Linked DNA regions of Homo sapiens: regions 1 and 2 are each linked to region 3. A link is a contact called in ENCODE Hi-C or POLR2A ChIA-PET data. All regions are on one chromosome and are shown on one strand. Each heading gives the region's core, a stretch centred on a gene start or an enhancer-like site at or near the end of the contact. The rest is flanking DNA. Distances are from core to core; before and after follow the strand shown. Region 1 overlaps IRAG1 (inositol 1,4,5-triphosphate receptor associated 1). Region 2 holds the start of LYVE1 (lymphatic vessel endothelial hyaluronan receptor 1). Region 3 holds the start of IRAG1 (inositol 1,4,5-triphosphate receptor associated 1).

What was found. Hi-C counts contacts between places; a loop is a spot of excess contacts on that map. ChIA-PET counts read pairs that join two places held with the same protein, here RNA polymerase II (POLR2A). Pooled maps may share reads with other maps.
Region 1: a map of ascending aorta shows a loop between it and region 3 (5-fold over the local background). The contact joins the enhancer-like site here to the promoter of IRAG1 in region 3. A Hi-C loop is called at or near these places in 5 of 168 maps with a recorded cell type or tissue (ascending aorta, esophagus muscularis mucosa, ovary and 2 more) and 4 of 50 pooled maps. POLR2A ChIA-PET finds 5 or more read pairs at or near these places in 5 of 52 experiments (AG04450, BJ, Caco-2 and 2 more).
Region 2: a loop to region 3 is called in a map of ascending aorta, with 2.1 times the contacts of the local background. The contact joins the promoter of LYVE1 here to the promoter of IRAG1 in region 3. A Hi-C loop is called at or near these places in 2 of 168 maps with a recorded cell type or tissue (aorta and ascending aorta) and 1 of 50 pooled maps. POLR2A ChIA-PET finds 5 or more read pairs at or near these places in 2 of 52 experiments (B cell and activated CD4-positive, alpha-beta T cell).

The regions. Positions count from the first base shown.
Region 1 is chr11:10,624,726-10,627,425 of GRCh38, forward strand. It overlaps IRAG1 (inositol 1,4,5-triphosphate receptor associated 1), which reads right to left. Exons shown (of 21, transcript NM_130385.4): 9 at 1,241-1,858. Among named protein-coding and RNA genes, the nearest start is that of LYVE1, 57 kb to the left of the region's middle. Within about 2 kb of position 1,291, at least 7 of the 41 ENCODE cell types and tissues checked have a DNase peak (open chromatin) inside an H3K27ac peak, as active enhancers do; they include ascending aorta, where a contact is called at or near this core.
Region 2 is chr11:10,567,233-10,569,932 of GRCh38, forward strand. LYVE1 (lymphatic vessel endothelial hyaluronan receptor 1) reads right to left here and starts at 1,433. Exons shown (of 6, transcript NM_006691.4): 1 at 1,216-1,433. The coding sequence starts at 1,300. The region is part of intron 1 of IRAG1-AS1 (IRAG1 antisense RNA 1); the gene reads left to right.
Region 3 is chr11:10,692,469-10,695,168 of GRCh38, forward strand. IRAG1 (inositol 1,4,5-triphosphate receptor associated 1) reads right to left here and starts at 1,287. Exons shown (of 21, transcript NM_130385.4): 1 at 1,068-1,287. The coding sequence starts at 1,134.

The DNA of each region.
Region 1 (2,700 bases), core at 41-2,540, 68 kb before region 3:
AGCTTCAGCACACTGGAGTCGGGTAGGGGCTGGGCACTCAGGTGCCAGGGTAGTGGTTAGTGACATGGGGCCTCCAGGTTCCCTGTAACTTCTCTGGGTGGGCGAAATCTGCAGGAGTGTAGGGAGTGAGGAGGCTCTGATAACCAGAGGCCCATGAAGGCAAATCCCTGGCTATCGGCCCCTTGGCTCCAACTTCCGCTAGAGATCCGGGACTGTGGCAACTCCTCTGGGCCCTGTGCTGTTTGATCCGCTAGTTAGTTGGGTCTTTCTGACTAGGAGGAGTTTTGTGTGTAAAATGTTAACATCAGCAGCCACGCCCCAGCTCCCCTGTGCCTCCAGTTCAGAGCATCATGAAGGTATCTGAATAGGATAGTGGCCAGCATTGGAATGTGTCCCTGCCAGCACACAAATCCCCTCAATTGTGCTTGAGTGCTATCGGGCACCTTCTTTTCTTCCCTGCCCCACATTTCCCTCTGTAGAGGAGCCAGGAGAAGCCTCCTGCTCTGAGGGTGCTGGGCCTCACTCTGTGGAATCCAGGTGCCTTGGTTTATATTCCAAGTGGGCCTTCTGGAGGAGACAGGACTGGTCAGAATTGCTTTGTCCTGTTATCTGGTCTCTATCTCTGGATGCCCCCAATCATACCCTGCATAGGGTGGCAACCCCACAGGAGACCGCTGTGCCTGGTTTGATGGCCAACAGAAGCTGAGGGGACACCATGGGCACTGGAAGAAACTCACCATGGGCGGAGCAGCCTTCACACTTGCAGATGGACTTAAAGCTTTTGTTAACAGGCATCAGGAAGGAAGGCTTGGGGGCATCACAAAGGAAATCACTATTTCACCCTTGCTAGCTAATCCTAGGCATGACTGGGCACTCCATCAAGGGATTCCTGTTTATGAGCCACTGACTCCGGTTGGAGGAGGAAAGCAGCCCAGGACTGAGGGGCCCACATGTCCCTCCACACGTCTGCCTTCCCCTGAGATGTGGCTTTGTGTGGCAACTAGATTTTAGACTGAGCTCTGCCTGGTAACTGGCATAAAAAAGCACCTAAAACTGGTATTTAGGAAAGAGATGCCACATAAATAGGCCTGACTTCTCAGAGTGGGAAAATTTACGCCCTCACAAGGCCCAAGTCCAGGCCAGAGCTGCCCTGGCCAGGGGCCCAGACTCAGCCCTGAGGTCTTCAGCCCAGGGAGTACCTGGAGTACACACTCTGCCCAACTGGCCCCCAGGAACCCACCTCTCGGAGCTTGGTCAGTTTCTGCATCCGCACGGGCTGCACTTGTATCTGAAAGTCTTTGAGACCAGGGGCCTTGGCCAGCTTGCCGCCGGCCTTGCCTGCAAAACGCTTTTCTTCCTCTGCCAGTGGCAGCTTGGCAAGCACTTTCTGCAGCCGGGGGCCAGGTTCTTCAGGGCCACTGTCCCAGGAGAGCCCTCGCAGCAGCGGGGGCCGGGACACAGTGGGTGGAAGCTCAGCTTTGGAGCCAGCCTCGGGCCCCATCGGCTCTCCAGCTGGGCCTCTCCCCTGGGAGGCTGGGGGACCCACTCCTGCCGCATCCTGGGTTGGACTTCTCGGCAGAGGGCTGCCCTCCCAGCCCGTTTTCAAGAGCTGCTTCCCCAGCTCGCTCTCCACGGGGCCAGGCTGAGGGCTGTTCAGGGCCATTTTCCCACTGCTGTTTGTAACAGGAGCTAGGCCTTTGGGTGTGGTCTCGGGGTACTGGAGGGGATCGAAGTTTTCCTTTTGTTCTATTGCAATCTCTTTGGACTTCTCAACTGGAGGAGGACGAGGAGCCAGCCTGCCCTGAGACACTTTCCTCTGGTCATTCTGCTTCCTGTCAGCTAGCCCTTTGGGGACGTTCTGAAAAAGACAAGGTAGAGCTGGAACCCTCGGGGGCAGGTTGAGGGGAAACAGGTGAGGCCACTTCTGCTGTGGAGTCTCTGCCCCCACACACCTTGCCAAGGGGCCCATTTGTATAAGTGTGTATGGGGTATGAGTGGACGATGTGGAAGGAGAGGGCTTCTGCCCGAGGTTTGTCAAACAGACAGGAAAATGGAACCTGCAATCCAAAACCAGCCAAGAATTTCCCAAGGGATAGGAGCTGAGGAAAACTGAATAGAAGGCAGCTTTGGCCCTAACTCAGTTGCCCCAGATCTAGCCTTGGTGCTGCTTAGCAAGGCCCTTAACTCTTAGGGACCCAGGTTTGTGAACCCTCTGAAATTATGTATGTGTATGTCTGTGTGTGGAGGGGTGTTTTTCTAGGAAAAACATCCACAGCTTTCAACAATTTCTCAGAGTTCCATGATCCAAAGAGGTTAGGGATCATTGGATGGGGTGATTCTTGCAAAGGTGATGTCTTCCTGCTCAGAAGCTCTAAGATTCTGCAGTGTTAGTTTACTTTGTTCATTCCCCAAGGGAAACCTGGGCCGTGAGCAGCACGTGGGTCTGGGGGTCTGTGTGGCTGCCTCGTGTGTGCTGAGACTCTTCCAGAGGACTGTATCCCAGACCCAGTTCCAGGTGACACTAAATTCTACTGCTGCCCTTGAAACACTGAGCACGTGGGCCCCTCGATGTGAGCAGGGTGGGGCGCTTCTGTTGCTCATCAACAAAGATGAGGTTTTCCCGGCTTCCCCAGACAGAATCCCAGGCAGGGGCTGGCGCTTTCCTGCCCTTTTCACTGGAGCTGACAGGAGCCACAGTCT
Region 2 (2,700 bases), core at 183-2,682, 130 kb before region 3:
TATTCACTTACCTTCATCAACTACTTTATTCTGCAGTCATGGTTATGCTGACTTTTGGTTGTTTCCAAAAATGTAATTTCCCTAGAAAATCTTTTTCCCTTGCTGAGGATAGTCCAGAGTGTGATGGAGTCATTTTCAAAAAACAGTGTCCAATAGTTTGAATAATGGCAGCATTGTGGGGAAAAATAGTCTCCCCAGAGGATTTCAAAGAGGACCAAACTTATTTGAAAGTAACAGTATTTTAAAAAACTAATCATATAACTCTGACCTTTCTTATAAAATGTAATGCAACAACATATAAATCAACTCTGAATGTCTGTTTCTAGCATATTTTATATCTCAGGTCATCTTCCAGCATAGGAACACACATTTTCCTATTAAAGTGCTCAGATTTTCATTTGCCCAGAGCTGCAATGAGTGATTTGTGGTTACAATTTTTTTGCCTACAGTGCAAAATGAGGTTTCCATTTAGGCATCTCAAAAGCCCAGCGATCACTTTAAGTCATTCCTTTAGTAGACAGCCGATGGCTTAATTTTCAAACTTATATTTTTACAGATTTTTTTCAGCTAATTTGCTATTTACTGAATATTTTTTTAAAACATTGCACCTCATTCATGGTATGATAAAATCAAAATTAAAATAATTATGCTAACACTCCCAAAAAACATAAAAACAGGCCAATTTTAGTGAAAGTTACCCATTATTCCCAAGCTTAGTGATTGCTTTAAATTTTTTACAATCATGGTTTGCGTCTTCAATGAAATACTTAAAAAAAAATTATTACTTCTGGATGCAGTGGCTCATGCCTGCAATCCCAGTACTTTGGTAGGCTGAGGCAGGACGATCACTTGAAGCCAGGAGTTCAAGACCAGGCTGGGCAACAAAGCGAGATCCCATTGCTACAAAAAATTTAAATACCACCCATACAAAAAAGAGTAAAAATCAAATGGTTTCTCTTCAGTGTTTTATTTCAAAATGTCCTCATTAAAAATATTCCATAACCAAAAGTAAAAGTCCAGATGATACAAACGTAAATGTCAATCATTTTGGTGAAGTTGACAATATGGTGGTACATTTTTGGCAGAGCAGTACCACCAATTAGACCTGCTGTTGACACTGAGGGTCACCCTCATTCCCAGAAATCCATAGTCAACAGCTTAGGAGGCTTAGGACTGAAGCCTTGCTTCAGTTTGGAAATCTGGTGAGAAACCTACCTTCTGCACGCAAAGAGCCTTGGACCAGGAGCCTCGTGGTCCAGATGGAAGTGAGAAGCAACACCAGGCTGAAGCACCTGGCCATCGTGCCTACCCCTTCAGAGCCAGGGAAACACCTCAGATGGCCACTGGTGATATGAGAGGCAGATGCTCAATAACTAGTCCGGATGGAGAGTTCTGGAACTATGTTGAGGCTCACACTCACTGCTCCACTTCATAACCGAGACATCCGGATTTCCCTGCTTTCAAGCTTCTGACTTGTCAAGGTCACTGGGGGAAATGAATGACGTCCCTTGAACGCCCAGGCTGTACTTTGTGGATGGCCTTCTGGAAAATTTAGCTAATGCTGACTCAGAAAACACACAAATGAGGAAGGCAGATAGCACAGTGTGAACTGCTAAAGGTTCTCCCAATTCCCATATTCCCTGCTGTTCCTCCTCCCCCAGCAGCTCAGTTCTCACACCATTCACTGTTACTGCCTGTGGAGTCCATCGTTTATGTACTCCTAGAAACATCTCTGTCCCTAAAGGAGACTGAGCATAGGTTGTGCCTCTTTTCCTCCCGCAATCAGTGATTTTTCCACCCAGCTGTTCGGCCTTGTGATCTGCAGGGTATGATGCTGAAGCTCATGAAAGTAAATGTCCACTTAAATACTGAGTCTAGAACCTTCTGCCTTCCTTTGAGTCTCCTTTTACACATTTGAAATCTCTACACCACTACAGGTGATTCCTTTTTCAAAGAAACCAGGCACATATAAACATTCACATTTACATAACACAAGTAGGAGGGCAATTTACAAAATTAAACATTTTACACTTTCCCCAAGGATTTTTAACTTTACAATAGTAATCACCACAGGGGTCTTTTATGAAATAACTTTCTCTTAATAACTCCTTTCATATTCTGGTAGGCCAGAATTCAAGTCAGACTCCACCTTTGTTGTTCGATGAACATGAGGTTTATCTGTGCTGTGTACCAGCAGAGTGTATTCTATGTTTTTCCAGCCGGATTTTCAGTGGTTTTTGCTTCATGGTAATTATGGAGTTCTGGCTTGTAAGCAATGTCTTGGGCAAAGGTTTATGAGATTTTTCCAAAATGAATGTCTTTTATAGGAAAAGTATATGGATAACGAATTCTTTTTTATATAAGTGGTACTGGTCATAAAGTTAGATATTTGTGTGAAAAATATCAATAACAAAAAGAGAATCTGCTCTAAACAAATGCAGGGAACTTCTAAAAGACCAGGGTAACAGCCCTTACACATCTCCAATACCGACCTCATGATCTGGGTGAGCACAAGCCCCAGTTTCTCAGAAACATGCATGACTCTATCATCACAGCACCAGGGAGGCAGACAGGCAGAGTCCTGGCCTCTTCATGATTATTCTTAAAGCCTAACACCATGCCCGAAAGAGAGCTAGCTTTCTAGCATTTGTTCACTTATTGCAAAAAGAACGAAGGAAGACAGGAAGGGGAAGAATGAAT
Region 3 (2,700 bases), core at 37-2,536:
GGAGTGCAGGGGGATGGGCAACTCCACCTGCCTCACTAGCATGTCATCGTCCCTCGGTGGGGGCAATACAATCCTTGGCAGGTCCTGACTCCTTTGGACCCCCAGCCTCACAGTCCCAGGAAGCTTCCTCCTTTTCCCTGCAAAAGACTCTGCTCAGACCAGATTTACTTCCCTGTGCCACCCCAGTGAGCAGCCTGAAGAGTGTTCAGCAGCTGCCGAGCTCTGGGAGGCTGGAGTGCTGGCCAGGGGTCCCAGACCCCGGGCTGCTGTTTACTCAAACTGCAGAGCCTCTATAGCCTTTACAACTGTTTCCTGGGCAGGAGGGAGCAAGACAGCTGGGCCTCTCTCTGGCCTCTGGCTTCCACTGGCTTTTCCTTTGGAAAAAGCCAGTTCAAATGGTGCTCACTCTAGGAATCGCTTCAACTCGGAGCCCTGGAGGTGAGCAGGGCCGGGCACGGGCCGGGCACATACACCCCCTCTAGGGAGCAGGGAAGGGCACAGGCCAGGGGAAGCTGGAGACAAAAGAGGAGACAGGGACAGAGATAAAAACAGGGACTGTGACAAGAACACAGGATGGGAAGGGCAGAGACAGAAATAGAGGCAGGCTTAAGGATCTAGACAGGTCATGCCAGCCCAGGTTCAAGGCAGAGGGGCGTAGGGGGACAGAGAGAGAGACACAGGAAGCACAGAGGGGAGAAAGCTCTGCTTAGCAGACTTGCCAAAGCTGAAGACCCCACTGTTGCCACAAAGGGGCCCACAGGAAAGCTAGGGGTTGCAATCGCCTGTCAGGACCCACATTTTCACCCTGAGCTGTGCACACTTTCCAACGGCAAGCAAAAGGAGCACAATCTAGTTAAGTTAGGACTGGCAAGATTCACTTCTGATTTAAAACTTAAGACAGCAACAATAAAGATACTCAGCTGAAATGCCACCCAACAAAGCCAGCTCCCCTGGAAAGTTAAAGTTTAGCACCCCCATCCCAGCACCCTGTACCTTTAAGGAAGAGAAGGTTCCCTCCGCTTCCCAGCCGAAGAGGCAGGTTATTCTAGGATATAGGGGAGGCTTACCTAAAACTGAGTTATTCTCCTTTCCTCCTCTGGCCAGCCTCTCTTCACTCTGGGGAGCTTTTACCATTTAAGGTCAATGTTACATCTGGCTCCGGAGCTCAGAGCCGAGAAGCCTCTGGCTGCAGAACCTCGGCCGCACGCCTCCTCTGAGAGGGGCTGGGACTTAGAGCCGAGAGCTCCTCTGGGAGCCCCACTCCGGCCTGGCTCGGGGGATAATGGCAGGGAAAGCCGACCAGCTGGCCTCAGGGCTCAGGGCAGGCTGGGCCTTTGGGGCAGTCGCTCACCCTGGGCCCCTCCGATGGGTATCCACACAGCAGATGGCAGTCCCCATGGCAACTCGTGCCACTGGACACTGTCCTGGCCGGACGGGAACAAAGGGACCCTGCAGATCTCCCCACCCGCCTGGAGCCTCCAGCAAGCATGTGAGCCTGGAGAAGACCCTGGGCCAGCGCCAAGAGAAACTGGGAATGGTTCCTGTCCTGGGGATTCGGGGGCAGGGGCTGCTCCCACTGCGTTAAACTCTTGGGATTGCCAGAGAGAATGGCCTGGGAGATTCAGCTACTCCCAGACTTGGCACCAGCCCCAGGGATGTCAACCTTGCTCCTCCATTAAACAGCCTGTGGTCTTAACATCGTGGAGCCTCAGTCTCCTCATCTCTAAAGTGGAAATAATAATGATAATGCCCGACTCACTAGGTAGTCAGGGGATTAAATGAGATGTTAGTCAAGTGTTTAACACACTGCCAGCATCTCATAAGAGCTAGATCAGTATGAATGAGCTTCCTGCCCCTGCCCAGGAAATCCATACCCTGTCCATACACACTCTTCACCTGCCTTGGGTATAGGGCCTACCCAAGGCCAGGATCATGGAGCTCCAAGCTGGGGGCAAGCCACATGGGGACTTCAGCCCCTTCTGTGGTTAGAGCAGCACAGAGAAACCCTAGGTAAAGTTGCTAGATAAATTACAGGACACCCATTTAAATTTGGATTTCAGATAAACACAGGACATACTTGTATTAAAGACTGTTATTTATCTGAAATTCAAATTTAATTAGTCATCCTCTATTTTTGTTTGATAAATCCGGGAACCCTAGCTTTTGGCCATCATTAGCCACCCAGAAAACATTCAGTAGTCATGGTAGAGAGCACTAGGGATTGGAGCTCCCAGGCCTATGGCCTCAAGCTCTCCTGGCAAACACAGTCCTTATGCTCAGCTCCTGGCCACAGATCAGTTGTGCAGCAGTGGCAGATGCTCTCCACTGAGCCTGGCCCACTGAGCCTCCATCCCAGCACCTTCCTCAGGCATGTGGTTCTCAGGAAGTCCTGTCTCTTCTGTGTGGTTGTTGTAAGAGAGATCACTAACAGGGGTGCAGCGCATGAAGTCCGCTACCCTCATCAATAATTGTTTTTTGTAAATGAAACCAGAGGAGGCTGTCTTGGGTACTAGCCATGCTTTCTCTCAAGTGTCCACACCTGTCCACATGGAGGTACAGGCTCCCCCCACAACCCCCGTCCCCCACAAAGCCACATGGTGGTAACTACTAGAATTGCAAGTATATGGTCTAGAAGGAACTGACCAAACTCTTCAGTGCTGTTTCTCCAACTTCAATGTGCATTAGAACCCCCAAGTGTGA